Linked DNA regions of Homo sapiens: region 2 is linked to region 1. The links are chromatin loops, found by intact Hi-C in ENCODE. Cell type or tissue: gastrocnemius medialis. All regions are shown on one strand. Each heading gives the region's core, and the rest is flanking DNA. Links, peaks and the distances in the headings are about the cores only.

Region 1 (10,682 bases), core at 1,188-9,187:
CCACCATGTAGGAACATGGCCATGTGTGCTCTGGTGCTGCCATGTACTGCAGGGGACCGGAACACGTCTGAGCTGATAAACGTGTTGCCATCCCAGTGAACAGATCTGCTGTTCGGTGCCTGTGGTCTGATGGGCAGCGCCTAGGTTTCTCAATTCCATTTCCACCTGGCCTGAGAGCTTGTACTCGTCGCAGCCAGTGTAGACTGTCCGCACTGGTCCTTAGTGTTGCTGCAGTTGCAAATGGGCTCATCCACTGTGCCTGCCTGTTGGTTTGCCGCTTGCCTGGGATGTAGATCTAGGGTGAACCCTTGGGTGTGTGCCGGCTTTGAGGGTGTCCCATGGCCTCATCTGCGGGCCCAGAGCTGAGCAACTGAGGCGTCTGGACACATGGCCTGCCACAGTCGTGTGACCTTCACGCCGAGTCTAGGCCAGAGATGTCAGAGGAGGGAATTGCGGCCCAGGCAGGGGCTGACTTGCCCAAGGCCACTTGGCCTCCAGATGGGGCCCGGTGTTTAAGTTTCCACTTCGAACAGAGCATCTGTCTAAAGCAGATCAACCCTCATCTCATGGTTAGGAGCCCTCAGTCCGCCGCTGCAGGGGGCGAGCTGTCGGTTTTGGGTAGAGGCCGGCTCTGCATTCTGAGGATGAGCCTTGTGGGTTTTGGATAGAGGCCGGCTCTGCGTTCTGAGGATGAGCCTTGTGTTCTGAAATCAAGGAGAGCAGGTGCCAGGGCTGAACACTTCAAAGTTGTAATGCGAATTGTCCAATAGGCAAAGATTTTTATTAAGTATTCAGCTGAGTAAGAAGAGGGGGTGCTCACGACTGCTGGCTGGAGTGCAGTTTGGCAGTAACGCCCCAACTTGATGAAAGTCGTATAGTTTAGCTGTTAGGAACTTTCCCTGGAGCAGTCCACCTCACAGGTGCCCAGTGCGCAGGACCTGGAGAATATCTGTTCTATGTCTGCATTGGTGTAAACAAGCTACAACACCGAACTAAAAGCCCATCGGGGCAAGTGTCAGGACATCCTGGGGGTTCTAGGAGTGGTTAAAGTATAAAATAGATGTTTATGTCCTGACATGGACTTTTTTTTTTTTTTTTTTGAGACAGGGTCTGGCCCTATCACCCAGGTTGGAGTACAATGGCACCATCATGGCTTACTGCAGACTCAACCTCTCAGACTCAATCAATCCTCCCACTTCAGCCTCCTGAATAGCTGGGACTGCAGGCATGCGCCACTACTCCCAGCTAATTTTTTGTACTTTCTGTGCAGACAGGGTTTTGCCATGTTGCCCAGGCTGGTCTCGAGCTCCTGGGCTCAAGTGATCCTCTCCCCTCAGCCTCCCAAAGTGCTGGGATTACAGGCGTGAGCCACCACACCAGCCTGATTTGAAATTTGGTTAGAATAAGAAAGAAAACCTGGCAAGCCAGAGTGACAGACATGGCATCTGCATGGTGAGTGTGGATGAGTGGCAGTGGATTTGGGAGGGGGGACTGGAGCGGGAGCAGTGGCTGCCAACCATGGGCCTGACCCGGCGAGCCCGTCACCAGATTCCAGATACTCTCACCCCGACTGCTTGGACGTATTGCAAATATAGTGACTCATAGGATTACTGTCCTTTGATTTATGTTAATCATAGCCTTGAACGCTTTCTTAAAGTGTAAAAGTTACAGTTAAAAAAACCTCCAACCTTACTTTTCATAACTCTGCCAGCTCTTTGTGGCGGGTTAGCCTTCTGCTCTGGGTGGCACAGTGGCGTCAGCGTCTGTTTTGCTAACTCTGGGCATCTCATCCTAACTGTGCCCAGCCACACGGAGGGCCTCAGAGAGGGGCAGAGAAGTGCATTTTGGGTGGCTGCATTTGCCATCCAATATCCTAGTTGGAATCGGGAGACCTTGCATCAAGCCAGGACACAGGACCGCTGTTGGATGCCATGGTCTGAGCAGCAATGTGGCCCTCATCTGAGGTGTGTGCTGGGTCTGCCTCTGCACCAGCTAGGTGTCCTGGTAAGTTAAGTAACACTTCGCCTGCTCTCTGTTGCCCCTAAGCCTTTGTCTCGCATCAATCTTGGCAGAATCCTCCTGTTCCTCTGTCTTCGGCTTTAGCCACCATCAGGGCGTGTGTCCTGCTATTTCCCCACTCGTTTTTGCCCTGTAAAGGAAAGACCATGTAGCAGCTGGCACTCCTTCCCCACTCCAGGCCCGGTGTCCTGGGCTGTGGCACCTGAAGATTCTGTCCCTGAGCCAGTCTGGACACAGCCAGGCGGCAGCACTGGCATTTTGGGATGTCAGTGCATCATCATGGGCACTGTGTGTCCACGTGGGATGCCAGGACCTGGTGCTGGGATGTACAGGGAGTGAGTACTGCGGCTGCATTTCTCTCCTGTTGGAGGGAGGTTCTCACCTCCAGCTTCTGATGATGTCAGTGGAGCGAGAATGCCAACCCAGAGGGCCGTGACACTCCAGCCCTTTTTTTTTTTTTTTTTTTTTTGAGACAGGTTCTCGTTCTGTCACCCAGGCTGGAGTGCAGTGGTGCAATCTCAGCTCACTGCAGCTTCGACCTACCAGGCCCAAGAGATCTCTCACACTCCGAGTAGCTGGGACTACAGGCGCCAGCCACCACACCCAGCTAATATTTTTGTATATTTTTGTAGAGACGGGGTTTCACCATGTTGCCCAGGCTGGTCTCCAACTCCCGACCTCAAGCGATCCACCTGCCTCAGCCTCCCAAAGTGCTGGGGTTACAGGTGTGAGCCACTGCACCTGGCCTTGATCTTCTAGCGAAAACTAGAGAGAGAGAGAGAGAGAGAGAGAGAGAGAGAGAAACGTTAAGAGGGAAAGAAAAGGCAGGAACCCCTAAGCCCACTCCCTCAGGAGAGGAAGGGAAGAGAGGATGGGGATCCAGCCAGACCCTTTTGTCAGGAAAACACTTGCTGGGTTCCTTACCTGGAGGGGTCTCTAGTGAGTCGGTTGATGGCAGGAGGCTCCCTGGCAGCCAGACAGGGAGAAGAATGCCAGCCTCTGCAGGCACCTTCGGCCACGTGGAGGAGCAGACCTAAGTGTGGCCAGGGAGGTTTCAAAGCCTCGAAAATGCTGCAGACAAAGGATGCATGTCCTGTGCCAGACCCTGTTCTCTAAGCCAGGAGCAGGTACTGATGGGGGGTCCCGGGCCAGGTGGACACACAGAGAAGAGGACTGAGGAGTGCAAAACCCCTCCCTTGCTCCCAGGGAGGCATTTTGCCCAAGCCAGGGAATGCAGAGGGCAATGAGCCCACAACTGCCACAATTTCTGGGACAAAGCTATGAGGCAAGGTATGCTCACATCAAGATTTGAACTCAGATTGCTGCTGTTGCCTGTCCTCCGTGCCTTGACACAAACAGGGACGTTATTGGGGCCTGGAGAAGAATTATGGGCCACAGGCTGCCCAGTCAGGAAAGAAAAGGGAGTCTATAGCAGAGGATGGTTTCGATCCATCGACCTCTGGGTTATGGGCCCAGCACGCTTCCGCTGCGCCACTCTGCTGGCTATAAGGGGGGAGCCTGAGTCAGATCATGACCACAGGAGTCATCTCCCTGCAGGCGGCGACCCCTACTGGCCAAGAGGGGCCAACAGAGGACTGGCTGGGCAAGGCACATGCTCAATTATAAGCCTACTCCTCCTCTCTCAACTTCTTGTAGATAAAACTCTCTGAATTCATGTCCTTTTCTGCTGTTAAAACATTGGCTGGAGGCCGGGCACAGTGGCTCACGCCTGTAATCACAGCACTTCGGGAGGCCAAGGCAGGCAGATCACATGAGGTCGGGAGTTCGAGACCAGCCTGACCAACATGGAGAAACCCTGTCTCTACTAAAAATACAAAATTAGCCGGGCGTGGTGGCGCATGCCTGTAATCCCAGCTACTCGGGAGGCTGAGGCAGAATTGCTTGAACCCAGGAAGTGGAGGTTGCGGTGAGCCGAGATCGCACCACTGCACTCCAGCCTGGGCAACAAGAGTGAAACTCTGTCTCAAAAAAAAAAAAAAAAAGTTGGCTGGGCATGGTGGCTTACGCTGTAATCCCAGCACTCTGGGAGGCTGAGGCTCAGGAGTTTGAGACCAGCCTGGGCAACACAGGGAGACCCCCCCCCCCCGGCCTCTACAAAAAATAAAAATAAAAAAAAAAATAGCCAGGGGTTGGCAGCCAACGCCTGTAGTCCCAGCTACTCAGGAGGCTGAGGTGGGAGGATCGCTTGAGCCCAGGAAGCAGAGAGCAAAGATCATGCCACTGCGCTCCAGCCTGGGTGACAGAGCCAGACCCCAGTCTCAAAAAACAAAACAAAAAAAAGACTGAAACTCCTGGGATCCAACTGAAAGTATGAGCCGGGACACTCAAAGGAGATAGCTGCAGCTAGTCTAATGAACTGTCTGTGAGGAGCATCTCGACACAAGCCACGGTCAGCACCGAGGCCTGAGCCCTCAGGGCAGGGTGCATCCTTCCCAGGAGCCTGGACCCTGTGAGAGCTGGAGCTAATGGGATGGGCCACCAAACAGGAGGCATGGCTCCCCTGAGAGGAGCCATCGACCCTAGGCCAGGCAGAGAAAGAGCTGGGGAATACCCAAGCCTCTCTCTCCTCCACCCTCCAATCTCCTTGCCCGTGCCTCCCATTGGCTGCAGCCGCTTAGCTGTCTTGCCCTCTGCCTTCCAGGCGGCCTCAGGTAAGAAAGGCGGAGGTGGGCCTAGAGGACACATCCCAAAGCACTACAGGAAGTAGGTGTGGCCCTACATGTATGGACACGTTGCCAAGAGCACGGGAGGGAGGGGAGGCTGAGGCAGAGCCTGCAGCCAGGGAGCTCCGTGATGTTGCTGGCACCTGGCAGGGCACAGGGTGCAGCCCTGGGCCCAGAACCTCCAGACTGGGGGCTGCCGATGGGGTGAGGCTCCCTGTGCTGCACCCACAGGCCTGTACTGCAAACCTTCACCTCCGCAGTCTAATGGGTGTTGTGTGAGTCTTACAGACCCAAGCACACAGGTACAGGCACAGAGGTGAAAAGGTGTCGACTGGGAGAAGACAGAGGGAACCTTCTGAGCAGCTCAGAACTGTCCCAGGGCTTGGCCAAGCTGCTAGGCTCAAAACCAGATTGGAGGGTTGGTGTCAAAGGCTTGCTGATGAGGTATGTGGATGGACTTCTTGCAACAGGCCCAGAAGTTGAGAAGAGATGGTCCCTACTCTTCTGGGTGTACGAAGCAATCTAAACATGACGGCCAGACTCTCCAGCCACCTTAGTGATGCTTGTTTTATGGCCTCGGACCAAAATGGTCATGAGAACACGGAAGGAGGGCACGCCCAGGCTTCTTTCTTCGTCAAGCCTGCCCGGGCAAGGGCTCCTGCTAAAATATTTTAGCGACCAACCACACATCGCAATACTAGTGGGGTGGGGCAGCCCGCACCTGGTGACAGGTGGCCTCACTCATCCTTCTGTGGAAGGCGCAGGGGCCAGGCCGGAAAAGACCCTGAGGCTGGACCTGGTCGTATCTGCGTCCCTGCAGGAACCCACTGTCGCTGCCCCTGCACGACGCCCGCCAGCCCACGATGGCAGCAACAGGTGATGGGCCCGTGCAGGTGGGAAACCGATTTTCCTCTCAGCCGCTCGCCCTCCGGAGGCAGCTGGCCCAAAAGAGGGGCATCGGGCGTCCTCCTCCACACAGCCTTAGAGGGGGAGGTCGGCACCAGCATCTTTCCCACGCTCCTGGCAGATGCGCCCACGGCTTCTACCCGGGATGCCCGAGCGTCAGTCGGGCCAGCGCCAGCCGCGCGCGCCGGAAGCGTTTGCTCGTGCAGATCCCCGGCGCGGAAGCCCGACTACGAAGCTGCGGCATCGCAGGCGCCGCCTCAGGTCCCCACCCGCTTCCCCCCGGGTTTGCGGACGGAGCTGGCGCCTCTGAAGGCGGAGGCGAGGGCCCCGCTCCTTGACCGTTCTTGCTCCTCCGCGGGAGCCGCCGGCCGTCACGTGGGAGGTCACGTGGGTGGTTTGTCAACTGCTCGCAGACGCCTTCGCGCGCAGCCCCGGCCCTCACGGGAGTGCGCAGTCCGAGCATGCGCAGCAGGAGGCGCGAGTTGTCCTCCACAGCGCGGCGGGGCGGGAGACCTCCCTCCCACCCAGACCCCGCCGGCCTCCCTCCCACTCAGACCCCGCCGGCCTCCCTCCCACCCCCGCCGACCTCCCTCCCACCCAGACCCCGCCGGCCTCCCTCCCACCCACCCAGACCCCGCCGCCCTCCCTCGGCGCTCGGGACAGGCTCGGGACGCTGGGGCCGCGTCCGAGCACGTGAGGGCTGAGCAGCCCGCGCCTCTCCTTAGGAAACCCAGTGAGACGCTGGGTATTCGAATGTGGTCGCCGGGGAACGGGCGGCGCCCACACCCCCCGCGCTCGGAGAACTCCCCAGTCCCGCCTGAAACGAACGCGGTGCCCTAAAGTGCGGGCTGCAGGCTCTGCCGCTTGACGCGGCGATGATTGAAGGTGCTGCTTTTAGGAGAGAATAGAAAGGGCCTTCTTTCCTTTCCCCCGGTGGATGTAAACGTGCTTGTTATTATGGGGCATTTAGAAAAGCTTCTGTCCACTGTGTATTCTCTTTGGCAACGCTCTAGACACTTTGAGGGTTGCTGTCAGATCTGGCCCAACCTCTCCTATGTGACGGGAAGGATTTCAGGCATTTCAAGTGCCCCGCGCAGTGACTGGCCCGGAATTCCGCGCGTCTTCCCGGTAGCGTTTTTCCTTTGTCTTTGGTAGAGGACTGGGGGTGGGTGGGGGGGTGGGTCTCACACTGTTGCTCACGCTGGTCTCGAACTCCTGAGCTCCGTGGATCCTCCCGCCTCGGCCTCCTACGCGCTGGGAGTGCAGGTGTGAGCAACCCCGCCCGGCCCAGAGCGGCTTAATACCAGCTTTCCAGCGTTGTGATTTCCGGAGAAACGCAGGCTGACTTCCATGTTTACTATTCACTCTTCTTCACTAATGACACCACGTACATTCTGTTCGTGATTTCTGTGTGACTCAAGTCCACAAATCCTTCGTGTGCTATGCGGAGCCTTTGTGATTGTTGAGGGTTCTCAAGATACTCACTGATGGGGCCGGGCGCGGTAGCCCATGCCTGTAATCCCAGCACTTTGGGAGGCCGAGGCGGGTGGATCACAAGATCAAGAGATCGAGACCATCCTGGCCAACATGGTGAAACCCCGTCTCTACTAAAAATACAAAAATTAGCCGGGCGTGGTGGTGTGTGCCTGTAATCCCAGCTATCGGGAGGCTGAGGCAGGAGAATCACTTGAACCTGGGAGGCGGAGGTTACAGTGAGCCGAGATCGTGCCACTGCCCTCCAGCCTGAGTGACAGTGAGACTCTGTCTCAAAAAAAAAAAAAAAAAAAAAAACCGGTATTCATTTATGTAAAAGACTCCCTGATGTAGGTAATGTCGGTCTGGTTTAAAAACCTATACAACCAAACAACATAGGCAATGTTTAGTCTTAGGAAAGACTAACCAACATCAGGTGGCAGTTTTTCTGTTTAAAAAAACCTATTTTGGCCGGGAGTGGTGTTTCACCCCTGTAATCCTAGCACTTTGAGAGGCCTACGTGGACAGATTGCCTGAGTTCAGGAGTTCAAGACCAGCCTGGACAACATGGTGAAACCCCGCCTGTACTAAAATACAAAAAATTAGCGCGGCGTGGTGGCGCCTGTAATCCCAGCTACTCGAGAGGCTGAGGCAGGAGAATCGCTTGAACCCGGGAGGCGGAGCTTCAGTGAGCCGAGATGGTGCCATTGGACTCCAGCCTGGGTGACAGAGCGAGACTCTGTCTCCAAAAAAAAAAATGGTTTCAAAATGTTTTGAGAAGCATCTGTTTTGTCTGATGTGTTTTAGTTGATTAAGTGCAAGTTGCAGGATCGGAATCTTGAACAATAAATCTTCCACTAAAAAGTGTTGAGTGGAATTACTGCTCGTCGTAACAGGTGTAATGAGACAGCGTGGTACTGAAACCAGCAAATTTGTGGGTGTGTCTGTGGCCAGCCCAGTGTGTGTCCTGCTGACTGGACCAGCTGTGGTTTTCCTGTCTGTGACCTTCAGCTCCCTTCTGCATCTTTGCTTTCTGTTTGGTGTGTTCTCTCATAATGTCTGTATCGTCATTTTCATTCTCCATATTTTTTTAGTTACGACGATTCTTTTCCTTCATGGTTTTGACCATTAGTGTTTTTAATTTCTGTTGTGATACAGTACTTTGTCTTGAGCTCCACAATTGTGTAATAAAATAACAATACACTGGCCGGATGCGGTGGCTCACGCCTGTAATCCCAGTACTTTGGGAGGCTGAGGTGGGCGGATCACGAGGTCAGGAGATCGAGACCATCCTGGCTAACACAATGAAACCCCATCTCTACTAAAAATACAAAAAATTCACCGGGCGCGGTGGCTCACGCCTGTAATCCCAGCACTTTGGGAGGCCAAGGCAGGCGGATCGTGAGGTCAGGAGATCAAGACCATCCTGGCTAACGTGGTGAAACCCCGTCTCTACTAAAAATACAAAAAATTAGCTGGGTGTGGTGGTGGATGCCTGTAGTTCCAGCTACTTGGGAGGCTGAGGCAGGAGAATGGCGTGAACCCGGGAGGCGGAGCTTGCAGTGAGCCCAGATCACGCCACTGCACTCCAGCCTGGGCGACAGAGCGAGGCTCCGTCTCAAAAAAAAAAAAAAAAAAATACAAAAATTTAGCCGGGCATGGTGGCATGCGCCTGTCGTCCCAGCTACTCGGGAGGCTGAAGCAGGAGAATCGCTTGAACCTAGGAAGTGGAGGTTGCAGTGAGCAGAGATCATGTCACTGCACTCCAGCCTGGGCGACAGACAGAGACTCCATCAATAAATAAACAAAATAACAATACACCACACATACTGACTTGCGAGTGTGTGAAGGGGTTCTGTCCTGAGAACACACATCTCTTCAGCTACTTTTGCTGTGTTATTAGCAATTTGTGTGTTATTTCTTCTGGAACTTCCAGAATTTCTCAGGACAATTGCATATGTTTCAGATGTGCAAAGCCTTGATGTGACTTCACACTCCAGGGATCACAGTTGGTGCTGCCACAGGCGTGTGCCCTGCAAGCACAGGCATTCCAAGAAATGGTTCACTGCAGCAAAATTTCTGCTGTGGGGCAGGGACCAGCTCCATAGAATCTGCCCTCCAGGAGGGATTTCCCATCCTGACCAGCATTCAAGAGTAGGTTCTCTGCTCACACTATGGGAGTCAGATGTTCGGAGAATGTTCCAGACTGTGTGTTGGGAAGTATTTCAAAGCTTGATCTCCCCAAGCCTTGTGTGCTCCTCTTGCCTGGGGCTAGTGGTCAGGAGCCCCGTGGGTCAATTTCTGGCCAGGTGAGCACGTGGCAGCTGGCCATAGCATAGCTGGGTCGAAGGGACTGCAGAGCCCAGCACAACCCCCATGCCTCCTCCAGTGCTTCCCCAGGAGGCAGGGTGGACACTGCCCTACCTGGGGCCCTATGGCTGGGCCTCAGATCTTCCCAGCCAGCCTCTTTGGCCAGGTGAACTCAAACTCCTGGACTCCAGGGATCATCCCACCTCAGCCTCGTGAGTAGCTGGGACTACAGGCATGAGCCACTGTGCCCAGCCAAAAAAAAAATTTTTTTTTTTTTTTTGAGAGGGAGTCTTACTCTGTCGCCCAAGCTGGAGTGCAGTGGTGTGATCTCGGCTCACTGCAACTTCCACCTCCCAGGTTGAAGCGATTCTCCTGCCTCAGCCTCCCGAGTAGCTGGGATTACAGGTGCTCACCACCACGCCCGGCTAATTTTTGTATTTTTAGTAGAGACGAGGTTTCACCGTGTTGGCCAGGCTGGTCTCGAACTCCTGACCTCAAATGATCCACCCTCCTCGGCCTCCCAAAGTGCTAGGATTACAGGCATAAGCCACTGCGCCCAGCCAAAAGATTTTTCTAAAATTATGGCTGTGGAGGTGTGGAGTCACTGGTAGCAGGAGCAAGAGGTGTAGACTTGATCATGCAGTGTTGGCAATAGCCAGTGGAGACCTGGGTCCCAGGTCCTGCCTCCCCACCCTCTACCTCCACCCCCAGTGGAGGCAAAGACCTTGACTCTCAGTCTCCAGCTTTCTTCCCTCTACCAAGTCCCCTAGCCTGGACACTCACATTCTCTGATTCTGTAGACAGCGGGGACTAAAAAACCTGTGCTGTGATCATGGTTAGTCAACCCATGAAAAGATGCACAGGCCGGGCACGGTGGCTCTCGCCTGCAACCCCAGGACTTCGGGAGGCCAAGGCTGGCGGATCACTTCAGGCCAGGAGTTTGAGACCAGACTGGGCAGCATGGCAAAACCGCATCTGTACAAAAAATACAAAATTTAGCCGAGCGTGGTGGTGCACACCTGTAGTCCCAGCTACTTGGGAGGCTGAGGTGGGAGGACTGCTTGAACCTGGGAGGTTGAGGCTGCAGTATGCCGAGATCGTACCACTACTACACTCCAGCCAGGGTGACAGAGTAAGACCATGTCTCCAAAAAAAAAAGATACCCAGCATAACACCACAATGAGATGCCACCACGTACCCACTGGAGTGACTGTGATGAAAGAAAAGGGTGGTCATGGCCGGGTGCGGTGGCTCACCCCTGTAACCCCAGCACTTTGGGAGGCTGAGGCG
Region 2 (8,000 bases), core at 1-8,000, 140 kb after region 1:
TTTCCTCAATGTAGGTTCAGTAAGTTTTAGAAACACATCTGAGTGACCTGAGAATTATGTCAAGGTCACTAATGTACTCTTCAAACACTATTTAACCGAGAGACAATGTTTAGCCCTTTTATAAACTACATGATCTTAGGCTTATTAATAAAGTTATTAATGCTTGATTATATCATAAGTCTTTTCAGGTTTTTTTTTTTTTTTTGAGATGGAGTTTTGCTCTTGTCGCCCAGGATGGAGTGCAGTGGTGCGATCTTGGCTCACTGCAACCTCCACCTCCTGGGTTCAAGTGATTCTCCTGCCTCAGCCTCCCAAGTAGCTGGGATTACAGGCGCCCATCACACCCAGCTAATTTTTGTATTTTTAGTAGAGACGGCGTTTCACCATGTTGGCCAGGCTGGTCTCGAACTCCTGACCTCAGGAGATCCACCCACCTCGGCCTCCCAAAGTGCTGGGATTACAGGCATTAGCCACTGTGCGCAGCCGTCTTTTCAAGTTCTAAAAGCAACAAGTCATTCCCTTAGCAAGATGTGATTCTAGCTAATGGTTAAGTAAAGAAATGTTGGCTGGGTGCAGGGGCTGACACCTATAATCTCAGCACTCTGGGAGGCCAGGCCGAGGCAGGTGGATCCCTCAGGTCGGGAGTTCAAGACCAGCGCGACCAACATGGAAAACCCCCGTCTCTACTAAAAATACAAAACTTGCCAGGTGTGGTGGCGCATGCCTATAATCCCAGCTACTCGAGAAGTTGGGGCAGGAGAATCACTTGAACCCGGGAGGCAGAGGGTGCGGTGAGCCGAGATCGCGTCACTGCACTCTAGCCTGGGCAACAAGAGTGAAACTTCGTCTCTCAAATAAATACATAAATAAAAAATAAAAATACAAAAATCAGCCAGCTGTGTAGTCCCAGCTACTCGGGAGGCTGAGGCAGGAGAATCACTTGAACCCGGCAGGTGGAGGTTGCAGTGAGCCGAGATCACGCCACTGCACTCCAGCCTGGGTGACAGAGCAAGACTCCGTCTCAAAAAAAAAAAAAAAAAAAGAAGACAAACACAGTCAGTCACAGGCACAGTTAGCTATGCGGTCTCTGGGTTTTAAAAATGGAAAGAAAAAAAAGAAAAACAGATTTTTCAGAATCAAGTGAAGAGGCAGAGAAGGAGAGTTAAGGCCTTTCCTGGAATGAGAAGTAATCAAAGGTAAGAGCCAAACTTCAGGAATTAGAGAGGACTTCTAAACCCCGCCAAAGAGATTCTCCCATAATACCTGACCCCCACCTCCTGCAGCTGAAGAGGGGGAAAGGGTCTCCCCACAGAAAGACCAGGGTTACATTCAGAGCTTTCTATGTTCCAGATCCCAAGGGCTGGTACTGAAATATTACAAAGGATATTCGTTGTTACAGAAAAATGTAAGATACAATAAATCTTTCTGAGTTTCTCTTCAAAGGGTTTATTTAGCCTGTTAACTTCCTTATCCTTTGTTCTCGAACTCGACTTTCTTGTTCTTCCTTGCCCCTAGTTACTGTAAACAGCCTACCCGCTTCCCGTCAACTCTAATCAATAACTCACACCTGTTCCCTTGGTTACCTGTACACATTGTTCCCCTGAAACTGCACGTCTCACACGCTCCACCTCTGTACCTCACATCCCCCTCCCCTTCTATATTTAGAAAAATATGTACAAGTAGCCTATTGGGTCAGCTCAGATTGTGCAGTCCGACCCCAGCCCATAGGGGAGTGACACAGAGATAGGGACTGCGTTCAGGATAAAAACCCCCGGTCTCCTTTGTTCTCTGTGCTCTTGCCATCTTGACTGATGCAAGGGGCACCCTTCTGCAGAAGTAAATTGCCTTACTGAGAGAATTAAACTTTTGCCTGAGTGCTGGTTTTACTTCACAGCACTGAGCATTTATTTATTCCTGGAACATTTTATACCCACAAAAAGAAGAAATGCCCAAGCCTGCCCAGGATGTCAGCGTCTACATCTCTAAGGGTCCCTGGCGGTCGGACTTGTCTGTAACAGCAACTAAAATTGCAGCAATAGGTTGCGTAGGACACAAAACAGGCTCCTACTAAACATCAGCTGAGGAAAACTTGAGGTACACCCCAGTCCTTGTGGTACAGAGAAAAACCCTCTCCTCTAATCATGGTCTCTATTCTCACACAATCACCAACACAGAAGACTTCTGTGACTAAAGCAGAAACCGCACAGCAAACCCCAGCTGGTCTTCCTCTAACTCAGTTCTGACACCATCTACCTGGAGAGAGTATTAGATCCCACAGGTTGAAGGCTCAGTCCCCAAGACCGACTGCACCACACACCAGTCACAAGTTAGAACCTTCAAAACTTCTGACTGACCAGCTTCAAGTTGGGGTTCCCGTGACCCCTTCTTTGGGTTCAATTTGCTGGCACGGCTCACCGAACTCAGGGAAACACTTCCTTATGTTTACCAGTTTATAACAAAGAATATTACAAAGGATACAGATGAAGAGATGCATAGGGCAAGGTATTAGGGGAAGGACACAAAGCTTCCGTGAAGCTCTCTGAACCCCGTCTCCTTGGGATTTTATGGAAGCTTCATGATATCAGCATTCCTTTCCCAGGGGCAGAGGGTACGGCCTTCTCTGGGGAGGGTCCTGAGACCCACAATTAGAAAGGGTGGGGGTGTGGTGGTTAATGCCTGTAATCCCAGCACTCTGGGAGGCCGAGGCAGACAAATAACTTGAAGTCAAGAGTTCGAGACCAGCCTGGTCAACGTGGTGAAACCCCATCTCTACTAAAAATACAAAACAAACAAAAAAACGTAGCCAGGTGTGGTGGCATGTGCCTGTAATCCCAGCTACTTGGAAGGCTGAGGCACGAGAATCGCTTGAACCCATGAGGTGGAGGTTGCAGTGAGCCAAGATGGAGCCACTGCACTCCAGCCTGGGAGAGATTCTGTCAAAGAAGAGGGGAGGCGAGGGAAAGGGAGGGGAGGGAAAGGGAGGGGAGGGGAGAGGAGGGGAGGGGAGGGGAGGGGAGGGGAGGGGAGGGGAGGGGGGAGGAGGAAAGAAAGAAAGAAAAAAGAAAAGAAAGGAAGGAAGGTGGGGTGGTGGTGGGGAGACAGGACACGTTAGGGTGAAAGGGGGGTAGGAGAAGGTCAGAGGCCTCCCCTGAGGGCCAATATTGTAACAAAAAGACTAACCAGGTCTGTGGGAGTTACCGGCCAGGGTGAAAACCAAAATATATAATTACACCACATCTTGACAGGCCCAGACTCTCCCAACAGAGCCTGCTGCAAAACACAAGAAACTAATAAAAGAAAATGGGGAAAGGGGATGTCTGAATACTGGCATAACTTCTATTCCACTAAGAGATGCTTGAAAAATGAATCACTTTATACAAATGAGTGAAAATCAACCATTCTAGCACTTGAGGCTAATAACCTTTTTATTTTTGCCTCTGTCATGTCGTGCAGTCCCTGTTTCTCGTTCCTATTTCTGTGGAGTTTTATTTTTAAAGAAAACCTTATTTCCCATTATAAAAATTATGCATCATTTCTATAAAACAACACAGAAAAGCATAAAGTAGAAAACACTGTGAAACAACATCATTTATGTACTTTTTTTGAGACAGAGTCTCGCTCTGTCACCAGGCTGGAGTGCAGTGGCACGATCTCGGCTCACTGTAACCTCCGCCTCCTGGGTTCAAGTGATTCTCCTGCCTCAGCCTTCCAAGTAGCTGGGACTACAGGCACCCACCACCATGCCCGGCTAATTTTTTTATTTTTAGTAGAGATGGGGTTTCACCATGTTGGCCAGGATGGTCTCGATCTCCTGACCTCGTGATCCACCTGCCTCGGCCTCCTAAAGTGCTGGGATTACAGGCATGAGCCACTCTGCCTGGCCACGTATGTTCTAAACTTTGTGCATAGATATTTTGTTCCTATAACACCATCTATGCTATTCTCTACTTTCTTTTTCCTTTAACAATGCCATGGCCATCTCTCCAAATGAGGATTCAGATTGGTCTCGGCATTCTTACCGCATGAAGCACCATTTTGAGGATGTGCCACAACCACAGTAATCACCCCTTTCATGAAAGTCATTCGGGTTCTCCAATTTTCCACTCTTGGAAACAGCGTTGCAAGTAATATTGGTATACAGGCACCAAACAGTACATCTATAATGAACACAGCTTGCCAAATTACTCCACAAGGCTCTACCAATTTAACCTTCTACCACCAGGTTACCAAACTTCCCCTTTCCACCTCCTTCCCAAAGCTACCCACCACCTCTGTGTCCTCCCCACCCGCAGGAACCACCTGCTACCTACACATTGCAGGCCTCCCATTTCTCTAGCACCTTCACCTGGCACGCTGGGTGAGCACACAGCACGAAGCCTGCAGGACCTGTTGTGAAGCTAGATGTGCTGAGGCTGCCGGGCTGTGTGTGTGTCGGGTCTGGCGGGCTGCTGGGCTGTGTCAGGTCGAGAGGGCTGCCAGGCTGTGTGTCAGGTCAGGTAGGCTGCTGGGCTGTGTGTAGGTGGGGCGGGCTGCTGGGCTGTGTGTGTGTGGGGTCGGGAGGGCTGCTGGGCTGTGTGTGTGTCAGGTCGGGAGGGCTGCCGGGCTGTGTGTCGGGTCAGGTGGGCTGCCGAGCTGTGTGTGGGTCGGGAGGGCTGCTGGGTTGTGTGTGTGTCGGGTCAGGTGGGCTGCTGGGCTGTGTGTGTGTCGGGTCAGGTGGGCTGCTGGGCTGTGTGTGGGTCGGGAGGGTGGCTGGGCTGTGTGTGTGGAAAGAACAAACCTGGGTGTACAATGGATGCAGGACCTATGTCGGGGAGCAGGGTTGGACAACACTGCCCCCCAAGACTGAAGGAGCAGGGATCCCCAAGAAGGCTTCCCTGAACTACCAGCTTCCCGTTCCTGCCAAGTGGCAGAAGGCGTATCTGGAAACAGCAGCCTGCTCAGAGCCCACAGTCTCCTTACTCAATGCACAGTCACCCTGGAGAGAACCATGCCACAAGCCCAGATCCAGGACACACTGTCATGCAGGCTTCCTTCCCCACCACTCAGGAAAGCAAACTGCTACAATTAAAAAGGAACAAGGGCAAGTCTGGTGCTGCTCTTCACTGGGATTTTTTTCTTTTTTTTTTTTTTTTAAGACAGAGTCTCACTCTGCCATCAGGCTGCAGTGCAGTGGCGAGATCTCGGCTCACTGCAACCTCCGACTCCCTGGTTCAAGCAATTCTCCTGCCTCAGCCTCCCGAGTAGCTGGGATTAAAGGCACGCACCACCAGGTCCAGCTAATTTTTGTATTTTTAGTAGAGATGGGGTTTCACTGTGCCGGCCAGGATGGTTTCGATCTCCTGACCTCGTGATCTGCCCACCTTGGCCTCCCAAAGTGCTGGGATTAGAGGCCTGGCCTGCTCTTCATTGTTAAACTGTAAGCTGCCAGACGCAGAGCAGCAGATGAGTCTGTAAGTGCAGAGCCAAACTGTTTAAATGTGCCATCAAAAAGACAGTGTGGCCCTACTGTATCCATTTCACATTAGGGCCTATCTACTCACATAAGCTGGAAACGGGAGCACACCACACATGCACATGTGAGAACTCACTGCATGCTAAGCTCAGGGACAGCCTGCCCCAGACACAGCCGAGCTGGCAGACGCACAAGACCGGGTATATGTGTGTGATGAGCTAAACCATGACAATGGTATACTTTTCTGGAATTTAGAAGTTTTAGATGTTTCTTGTCTGGGTTTTTTTTTTTTTTGAGACGGAGTCTTGCTCTGTCGCCCAGGATGGAGTGCAGTGGCGCAATCTCGGCTCACTGCAACCTCGGCCTCCCGGGTTTAAGTGATTCTCGTGCCTCAACCTCCCCAGTAATTTGAATTACAGGTATGCGCCACCACGCCTGGCTAACTTTTTGTATTTGTAGTAGAGATGGGGTTTCACCGTGTTGCCCAGGCTGGTCTCGAACTCCTGAGCTCAGGCAATCTGCTCGCCTCAGCCTCCCAAAGTGCTGGGATTACAGGCGTGAGCCACCGTGCGGGCCGTCAAACTCATTTTTATAAGAAATGTTGAATTTACTGTAAACACTTCATTAATTAGGAAGCAGTTGTTAATATGCTGTTGTGGTGTTATGAGAGAGACACATACAGGTTTTCACCCACGGTTCCTGGCTCATAACTCCCAGACCTTGTTACAATCTTTTGTTATAATATTGGGTGTGTTAGGCCCTCAGGAACCAGAATCTCTCTCCTGCCCTTTCACCTGCTAAGGCAGAACTCAAATCTTCTCCACCTGATTGTGGGTCTGAAGAACCTCCATAGAGAAGCTCCCACCCTGCACACTAGGAGAAGCAATGCAGATACTATGAAGCTTCCTTAAAAATCCAAGAGGTGGCCGGGGTGCGGTGGCTCATGCCTGTAATCCCAGCACTTTGGGAGGACAAGGTGGGCGGATCACGAGGTCAGGAGATCAAGACCATCCTGGCTAACACAGTGAAACACCGTCTCTACCAAACATACAAAAAAAATTAGCCAGGCGTGGTGGCAGGTGCCTGCAATCCCAGCTACTCGGGAGGCTGAGGCAGGAGAAAGGCCTGAACCCGGGAGGCGGAGCTTGCAGTGAGCCGAGATCACACCACTGCACTCCAGCCTGGGCAACAGAGCGAGACAACGTCAGAGATAGATATGTATATATCTCCAAGAGGTATTTTCTGTAACACATGTGGGAAAAAAGAGAAAAAAAAAATCAAAGAAAAATGAATTTTGAAGTAAAAAAATAAAAAACATAAAAATCCAAGAGGTCAGCTGAACACATGGAAGGTTCTGGAGGGTGGCAGCCGAGGGAGGGCTTGGAAACTCCATAGCCTGTCCCCCCACACCTTGTTCCGTGCTTGCCCTCATCTGTATTCTTGGCAATTATCCTTTACAATGGGTCTGCAACCCCGGGGCAGTACTGGTCCGTGGCCTGTTAGGAACCAGGCTGCACAGCAGGACGCAAGCAGCAGGCGAACAAGCATCCCCACCAAGCTCTGCCCCGACAGATCAGCGGCAGCATACGATTCTCACAGAAGCATGAACCCCACTGTGAACGGCACACGCGAGGGATGGAGGCTGCACGCTCCTCCTGAGACTCTAATGCCTGATGATCTGAGTGGGAACAGTTTCATCCCGAAACCATCCCCCTATGAAAAAAACTGTCTTCCATGAAACCAGTCCCCGGTGCCGAAAAGGCTGCAGACCGCTGCTTTATAATAAACTGGTAAATGTGCTTCCCCAAGTTCTGGGAGCCGCTCCAGCACATTAATTGAATCCAAGGAGGGGGCTGTGGGAACCCCAACTTGAAGCCAGTCAGTCTGAAGTTTAGGAGGCCCAGACTCATGCATGGTGGGGACTGGGGCAGTCTTGGGGACTGAGCCCTCAACCTGTGGGATCTGACTCTATCTCTAGGTAGATGGCGTCAGAACTGAAAGGACACCCAGCTGGTGTCCACTGCTTGGTGTGTGGGGAGAAATTCCCCACATTCAGTCACAGAAGTCTTCTGTGCTGACAACTGTCGTGCTGTTAAGAGTGGAGAGAAAACATGGCTGGGGGGTTTTTCCCACACAGCTGCTAATGATTCAACTTGGACACCAACGTCTACAACTCTCCTGTAAGCTTCTGGGTCAATTCAGTAAAAAGTATCCTGAGATTTGCAAGTCAAGCTGTTTTAAAATGTTTTGCAACTACTTATCTGCATAAATCCCATCATTATCCCATCATACATTTATCTGCATAAATCCCATCATACAGTGTATGTGGCATCATACACTCCACAGCACCTAATGTGCGCGCAGGCATTAATCTGCGTGTCTTACGCACCCTGACTCATTTTTACAATAACTCTGAGGCAGGCATTGTTATCAACCTTATTTCACGTACAAAGAAAGTGAGGTGGCCGGGGACGGTGGCTCACGTCTGTAATCCCAGCACTTTGAGAGGCCGAGGTGCATGGATCATGAGGTCAGGAGTTAGAGACCA

What was found. Hi-C counts contacts between places; a loop is a spot of excess contacts. Peaks named below come from ENCODE experiments on the same cell type or tissue, not always from the same donor. Only the 100,000 strongest peaks of a DNase experiment are listed, where the experiment ranks them.
Region 2: it touches region 1 in a loop (8-fold over the local background); 3 of 110 quality-filtered maps call a loop at or near these places.

Annotation. Positions count from the first base shown.
Region 1 is chr17:82,491,273-82,501,954 of GRCh38, forward strand. It overlaps TRX-CAT1-8 (tRNA-iMet (anticodon CAT) 1-8), which reads right to left and starts at 3,520; the gene lies at 3,449-3,520. RefSeq lists silencers at 3,291-3,628, 3,404-3,663. In gastrocnemius medialis, for the core only: a CTCF peak has its summit at 3,598 (motif pointing left); DNase peaks (open chromatin) are centred at 3,579, 6,009 and 6,329; H3K4me3 peaks cover 1,863 bases; H3K27ac peaks cover 2,995 bases.
Region 2 is chr17:82,635,238-82,643,237 of GRCh38, forward strand. The region is part of intron 2 of WDR45B (WD repeat domain 45B); the gene reads right to left. Among named protein-coding and RNA genes, the nearest start is that of WDR45B, 9.2 kb to the right of the region's middle. In gastrocnemius medialis, for the core only: no CTCF peak of the experiment used is centred there; a DNase peak (open chromatin) is centred at 4,424.